Regions from separate parts of the Mus musculus genome. Here region 2 is linked to region 1. Evidence: chromatin contacts called from ENCODE POLR2A ChIA-PET data. All regions are on one chromosome and are shown on one strand. The core of a region is the stretch at or near the end of the contact, and the rest is flanking DNA. Distances in the headings are between cores, read along the strand shown.

The links. ChIA-PET counts read pairs that join two places held with the same protein, here RNA polymerase II (POLR2A).
Region 2: POLR2A ChIA-PET joins it to region 1 with 14 read pairs in embryonic stem cell. The contact joins the promoter of Sf1 here to the promoter of Cdc42bpg in region 1. POLR2A ChIA-PET finds 5 or more read pairs at or near these places in 4 of 5 experiments (Patski and embryonic stem cell).

The regions. Positions count from the first base shown.
Region 1 is chr19:6,305,168-6,308,899 of GRCm38, reverse strand. Cdc42bpg (CDC42 binding protein kinase gamma (DMPK-like)) reads right to left here and starts at 2,443. Exons shown (of 37, transcript NM_001033342.1): 1 at 2,025-2,443. The coding sequence starts at 2,184. Gm52380 (a long non-coding RNA gene) reads left to right here and starts at 2,354. Exons shown (of 3, transcript XR_003952842.1): 1 at 2,354-2,436; 2 at 3,188-3,265.
Region 2 is chr19:6,361,856-6,365,873 of GRCm38, reverse strand. Sf1 (splicing factor 1) reads right to left here and starts at 2,184. Exons shown (of 13, transcript NM_001110791.1): 1 at 1,756-2,184; 2 at 82-210. The coding sequence starts at 1,786. Gm14966 (predicted gene 14966) reads left to right here and starts at 2,164. Exons shown (of 3, transcript NR_168058.1): 1 at 2,164-2,267.

The DNA.
Region 1 (3,732 bases), core at 1,194-3,693:
GACCTTGTGGTCTTCTTTAGCCAGGGGCCTAATACCCTAGAGACAATAAAGACACCACTCTCACCCCTAGTTCACAGCCTTTGACCCCTCAAGGCCAGCCCAGGGGCCTATCTGGGAAACTGGATAGGTGACATTCTTTGTCCCCAGAAAGTTTCTCTGCCACTCAGGAACTGTGGGCCTGGGTCTGGGGACCCTGTAGCACAGAGCAATCTGGCTGGAGGTGAGGCCTGGGGTAGCCCCTGGGGGCAGGGAGGACACTTTCTACAGTGCTCCAGAAAGACAGGCTCTGTGTTCCCCAAGTGGGGCCTCTGGGTCAGGAACAGATACCAGCCTGCTCAGGTACTCACAAGACACTCAAACAGGGCCAAAAACTTCACCTGGTGCCCAATGCCAGCACCTGAGGGTGTGAGCACACAGGATTCCTTCCAGGCTTGATAGCCCTGCCACTTAGAGCCCTACCTCCCTCTCTGGATGGGGCTTATACAGGCAGGAACCTCCTCCCGCATCACAGTCTGTTTGCCCTACCACCACCTCCGCAAGGGCTAGGTCCAACCACTCCCAGGCTCTCCCCATAACTGAAGTGGCTGTAGGCCAGGGGGAAGGGCACCGAGTCTTGGGAAATGATGAAGACAGGAGTGACCAGTGAGGACTGGGGGACATCTACGATCTGGCACCTTGCCTCAGTTTCCCCCTGCCAGAAGGTAAACTCCCTGCCAGCTGGGCGGGCCTGTGGGTGGGACAGAGAGCTGTTCCACAGGTTTATCAGGCAGAACCCCCACAGCGGGGGAGGTGTGCAAACCTCACTACAGAAATTAATTGTCTCTTCCCAGGTTTATGCATGGAGCCAGGGAGGAGCAGCTGCCAGCCTGCAGAAATATCAGAGGTGACCACCAGCCACATTGGCCAAACTTGGTGCCCAGATCCAACCTCCTGGACAGGATGCCTAATACCTTTGTCTTGCCAGAAGGGGTGGGGGCTCTGGGCAGGAGCAGGGACAAGTTGGGGCAGGAGAGGCGTGAGTCACACCCGGCCTTGGAGTTACCTCGGGAGAAGTCAACAGACATGCCCTGTGTTGGGGTCCCAAGCAGAGGTGCCAGAGGCAGGCAGGGAGAAACACACATATGTGTAAACACACACACATGTGCCACATGCACACACCCAGGTACAGGTGTCATGTGGGAGTGATGACAAATCAGACACTTGTAAAACACAGAAGAGTCACAGAGAAACAGGCAGGCAACGGGGGCAGGGCCGTCTAACTGCTCTCACCCCAGAAAGAAATGGCAGGACTGGCTGGTAGACCCCCATCCATATTTGGCCTAGCCTTGTGTCTGCCCATAGCTCAGGAGCACCAAGAACTCTGATCGCCTACAGGGTAAACACCCCATGTTTCAGGCCCAATTCCCATGCCCTCCTCACCAAAGCCTGGCCAGATGTGTCCAGTGCCCACATTGGGTTTAGGATCACCCTAAGTCAGCCATTCCCAAGGATTCAGACGAATCAAATAAAACCACTTCTAACAAGACCCCAAATCCTCCAAAGGGGTTGAGGTTGGTTCTTGGTCCCGGCTAGGGATTGAAGTAAGGAGACTTGTCTGCAAGGTGAAGGACGAGGACTTTTGAGTGTGTGACAGGTGAGAGGGGTCCTAGAACAAAGTGCCCGTCCTCTTGAAGAACGGAGGAAATAGAGAAAGTCTGTATGTTTATGTCACACAAAACGGTGTCCGCCTAAATGTATGTTCTAGGTAGAGCATGAGGTGACCGTTGTGAAAGATGTGTATTGGCAACATGTCTGGGGTCTGTAGCAGGGTATGTGGGAAGTGTACCTTATGTACCTGTCTCTGGGAGTTTGAAGTAAGGTGCAGGTGAGCGAGCGGGCTGTGGAGACCAACGGCAAGCGTTAGATACAGCACAATGAGGAAGTTTCAGGAATATGCCACTCCCGGGAAAAGGTCTGGGGGCACAAAGCTCCAGGTGTTGTCGTCCCTCCAGCTTCCCTTCCCGGGTGTTGCCCGGACCACTCACCCCAGCTCAGAAACTGCGCCACGTTACGCTCCCGGCGCAGGGGGGCGCTGCTGAGCTCTTGGTGCACCCCCAGCAGCAGATCCAGGAGGCCGTCGAGCCCTGGGCTGCCACCAGCTTCGCCCCGTACCAGCTGCTCCAGCGCACGCAGCCGCTGCTCCATGGCTGCCGCTGGAGCCCCGAAACCCGGGCTAGAGCCAGGCCGCCCGCATGCCCCGTCCGTCCGTCCGCCCGGCGGTCCGTCTGTGGTCCCGTGGCTCGTTCTGCGCGGCTTCCCCCCTCCCTCCCGCCCTCCCCGCTGTCACCTTCCTCGGTCGCCACCCGCGCTCCTTCACCTGGTCGCCCGCCCCGCCCTCCAAGCCCGCCCCCGACGGACGGGCAGGTGCGCGCCGGCCAATGGGAGCCGCGGCTGAAGGTGAAGGTGGGAAGGCGGAGGCGCGCGGGGGCGGGGCCGACCCTCGTCCAGGAAGTGGGAGGGCGGGCCACGAAAAGTAACTCCTGGGCGGGGTTGGAGGGGGTCCGTTGGGGTCGCAAAAGGCCCCTCTGATCACGGTGCCACCCCAGTCCCAGCGCCACCTAGACCCTCATGAGACACTAACCTAGACAGAGCCTAGCGCAACTTCCCGCGGGACCCGGCCAGCGGCCTGTCCCTTAGCCAGGCCAGAGGGGCTAGGGACGGTTGCGGCCCTGAAGCCGGATGGGAGTTGTAGTCCGCTCTGGCCTCGGTTTGAAAGCGGCGCTAAGGCAACACACCCATCTACCCCCAAAAGTTTCTGATCTCCTTTAAATCCTTAAAACTAACCCAGAGACATGTAGTTGAGGTAGGATGGGCACACTCATTTAGCATGAATACACTGCGGCTTTGGAAGGCTGAGGGTAGGGGGTCTCTGAAACTAGATTCTCGTGTGGACCTAGATGGGACTGATTTTCAAGGCTTTGGCGGGAACAAGGCCCTGAACTGGAACGTGGAGGGCACAAGAAGTTTGAGATGTGCTGATGGAGGCAAAGGAGGTGGAGGTGCTGGCTGTGTCCAGGGAGGTTTTTTATTTCTGGCCATCTGTGTTGGTCTTGATGGTGACAGGCCAGATACCAAAGAGAAGGGTGCTCTGGTGTCTTTTGAACAACTTGTTTAAAGGCCTACTTAGAGGGCTTGCCTCTCCTTCCAGACTGCAAGCTGAAGACCTTGACAGGATCGAGTCATCAGCGTTGAGGGAGGAAGCATTCTGAATGTTTGCAGGGGCAAAGTGAGTGGGACACCCAAATCCCATCTAACGGGGTCTAGAAACATTACAGGGGTTATGTTGGGGTGGTGGTGTGGGAGTGCACGCCTTTAATCCCAGTACTTGGGAGGCAAAAACAGGTAGATCTCTGGGATCCAGGCCAGCCTGGTCTTCAGAGTAAGTTCCAGGACAGCCAGGGCTATACAGAGAAACCCTGTAAAAAAAAAACAAAACAAAAAAAAAAAAAAAAAAAAACCAACCAACCACTGTAGGTCTCTCATTTGATCTTTACAGAAGCCCCTTCTCCATGAGGTCCACAATTTGAAATGGGGAAAACACAGGCATATATTTCTTTCCAGATCTATCAGGCTGGGAAAGAGACTCAGGATTCAAATTCAATGCCATGGCACTGCCAAGGGAGGGTCAGGGAGGGCAGACTGGAGTTTGGATTTACGGTTTTTGTTGTTGGTGTTGTTTTTATCCTCTCATAT
Region 2 (4,018 bases), core at 935-3,434, 57 kb before region 1:
AAGACTTTCAACAGGTTCATCACTCAGAACAATCTGCAGTAACAATCTGAAGATGCACCTGGATGTAGAACGTGTATTTACCTATGTAAGCTCTTTCCTGTTCCCGAGTCAGTCCAGGGGGTATAACTGTAGGCATGCCTGGAATCACTGTCTTCTGCTCCATTGTGTCTTGGTTCCATCGGCTCCTCTTCCTCTTCTTACTTGGGAAGTCTAAAGACAGACAGAGCCCATCAGGCAGAAATATGAACCAGAAGGCAAGCAGTTCATGATAATTAAAACTAAACTGAAATCACCTAAATTTTTAAAAAGAAAGAAATCTCAGAGGTCAGAGAAAACAAGCAGCCATTTTAAAGATCCTCCTGTCAGGAAAGTTAAGGAACAGTTCACATTTAGTTCTTTTAAAACGAAAATACTAGAGAATGTAACAAGGAACACATTTCTTTTGTAGTGTTAACATCAGAGTTTTTGCATATATTGGGTAAGAGCTCTACCACTGATGCATATCTCCAACTCTTTGGATCTTTTGTTTGTTTTTTGAGACAGAAGTCCCTTTAGAGAACCCTGGCAGTCTTAAACTATGTAGACTGGCATCAAACTCAAAGCCCCACCTTCCTCTGCCTCCAGAGTGCTAGGATTAAAAGCATGAACCATCATGCCCTTGCTTCCAAGACTTAATGCACAGAAACCCAGAATCAGAAGTGTACAGATACATATTATCAATTCTGAATGCCTTAAAGGGCAGAAAAGAGGAAACTGGAATGAGGCCCACAAAGCATTGGAACTCAAGCTACAAGAGTACACAACAAATCTCTTGCTACACATTACTGTGGGAAACATGCCATCCTTCAATATGACCATTCTTACTCGTGGAAAGATCAGTTTTCCTGACCAGTGGACACTTGTCATCAGAACTCTGATTTATTACATTCTTCCCTACATTTACCACACAAGGTTTTCTACTTCTCAGATTACAGGCCCAGAGAAAAAGCCTTTTAAAACAGCACGGGGAAAGCTGGTCACTCTGAGAACCTTCTAGAAAACAAAAGGAGAAAACCTTTAATAAATGATCGAACTCAAGCATCCCTAGTAGCCTTCCGAACTCGCCTCACTGTGAAAGGAGACACTCCTGCCACGGGGCTGCTAAAAACCATCAAGGGAGCCACTCACACCACGTCGTCCCGTGGACCTGACTCTCCTGTCCTCCATAGCAGGAGCTCAGGGGGCAACAGGTGGCTTCTTCCAAAACTACCACAATTGCGCCACAAAGCCTGAACGCCTCACTGCGTCTGCGCGAAGAACGCTTCCTCCCGCCCTTCTGGTTCTCGCGGTGCGCGTGCGCAATCGAAGCCTCCCAAACCAGGCCGCGCGTTCCCCGTGGCGCGTCCGCCCGGGCCTCCCGTGCGCGCGCGCGCGTCCTCGCCGCGTCCAACCGCGGTGGCGTTGCCCCTCCGTCGGCCGGTTCGGTTCGCCCGACGACTCTCGCGCTCTATCGGCCCGACTCACCTCCGCCGCCACCGGGCTGGCCCGGCTGCTGGTCCTGGCGCGGAGGCGACCCTCGCTGAAAAGAGCGGCGGCGGCGCGGGGGCGGCTGCTATGGCGGGTACGAGGCCGGGGGCGGCGGCGGTGACGGCACCGCCGCTAAGGACAAGGCCGTGGTTAGGGCCCCCGGCAGCGGCGTCCCGAGCGCCAATAGGCTGGGCTTGAAGCTGCCTCTGGGCCCAGGAAGTGGGGAAAGGCCTGGTAGGCCCAGCTTACCCAGCGGCGTGGCGTTCGCTCCGGTCGCCATGGCGCCCCAGGGGACCGGCAGCAGCGGTTCCTCGTCCTCCGCGGCGACTTCTCCTTCACGAACCTTCCGGGAGCTGGAGGTGGGGGGGAGGGGACCCGACTACGCGGCTGAAGAGCGCGGGGAGCCCGTCCTCTCACGCGGCGGGCGGCGGCGGCGCCAGACGCACAAAGAGGGAGGAGAAAGGACGCCGCGGGGGCGGGCTCGGGGCGGAGGGGCCGCGGCCTGGATTGGGCCGGCCCGAGGTGAGGTCGGAGGCAGCGGCCTCCGATTGGTGGAGCACTGGCTCTTTTCAATATGGGTCGGGATTGGCCGAACCGTTAGGCCCGGCGACGAAATGGCGGCGGGGCCGGGGGAACTGGGAGGTGTCGCAGCGCGCACTCCTTGTTACTGCGCGGACTGAGGCCAGAGTGGCAGGGGAATAGGAGGGGGCAAAGTCTGTGACGTGAGAGAACGGCTAGCTCATTGGCTGAAACCGATGGAGGTAAGCGCCTCGGCGTCGTAGTGCCACACGATTGGCTGAAACGATTCCCCTCCCCCAGGAGCCAGCCGCTCGAGAATGGAGAAAGCCGGGAGGAGAAGCCGGAACCAAGGCGGAGAGCAGGGGTGCGCATGCGTAGGGAGGGCACGCGTGTCCCCGCCCCCTTCCCCAGAGGGGCGGAACGGAGGCCTTAAGTGACGTTAGTCATTGTGCTAGAGGTAACTAGGGACCGCGGCGAAGGGGCGGGCTCGAGCTGACGAACAGGATACGTCGAAGCTGCAGGTAGAGTAGAGAAAGACTTCCTGTTTTCTCTGAAAAATAGTGTTACGAAATGGCTCAAAACTAGGGTAGTTGGTGGGTGTATTTAAAGACTTTATTTCATTCCGGTACAAGGTAGCCAAGTAGCCTGTCACCCGAGAACTTGAAAGGCTGAGACAGGAGAGCTGACATGAGTTTGGGGCTAACCTGGGGTACAGTATATCTGTCTCAAAAAATCCAGGTTCAATGGCACATACTAACTCTTGTAAAGGAAAAGTCAGGCGCTCCAAGTCCTTCTTGGAGAGGGGAGAGAAAGTCATTTCAAAAGTTAGTCTAAAAGTGTGCACTTCCAGGGAAATCTCAATGCGTTGGAAATTTGTTTCGGGTACCTTAAAATTACCCATAAAAATGGTAGGGAACTTGTAAATGAGACTGAGGCCAAACATTCCTTCCCATGAAATAAACATGAGAGTAATGAAACAGGTTAGCACAACATAATAGAACTGGGGATAGATAGGGTTCTCACAGAGAGGTTATTTAGACCCAGTAGGGGAAACAGTGTTTAATATGTAATTAGAGTGGCTAGAGAAATAGCAGATAAGACCAGGCACTGGCTACTCTTCCAGAGTCCCAGGTTGGATTCCTAGAACCTAAATGGTGACTCACAACCATCCGTAACTTCAGTCCCAGGATATCAGAACCCTCTTCTGGCCTCACAGGCACTGCATATATATGGTGCACAGACTTATATGCAGACAAAACACCCATATACATAAGACTAAGTAATCTTTTAAAATGATGTAGAAAAGTAGACATGTAGACAACAGAAGGTTTGGAGTAATCTAGGAATAAAGAGACTACAAAGATAAGAAACTCAAGTATGGTGGATGGTACAAGTCAACAGACTATGACAGGTAGGGAGGAAATGGCCATAGAACAGAGAAAGAGCAAATGTCTGGGCAGAAAATACAATTGAGTGGTAGAACCTAGCACATGTAACTCCCAGATTACATCAGCAGACATGTGAAAGTAGAAAAGCCAACTGTAATACCCAAGAAACCTATCAACCTAAGCAGAGGAGGGGCCAGCTCGGCAGTTAAGAGTGCTGGACAGCAGGGCGGTGGTGGCGCACGCCTTTAATCCCAGCACTCGGGAGGCAGAGGCAGGAGGATTTCTGAGTTTGAGGCCAGCCTGGTCTACAGAGTGAGTTCCAGGATAGCCAGGGCTACACAGAGAAACCCTGTCTGGAAAAACAAAACAAACAAAAAAAAAGAGTGCTGGATACTCTTCCACACCAACTAACAACCATCTCACTTCTGTTCCAGAGGATCGTGACTCCCTGTTCTGACACCTCAGGCACTGCTCTTACTGCTGATGTACAAACATACATGTAGATAAAACACTTATACACATTAAAATAATCTCTAAAGACTTAACAACGACAACAAAAGCCCCACAGTAGTAGAATACTTGCTTAGTATGGCCAAGGGCCTCGG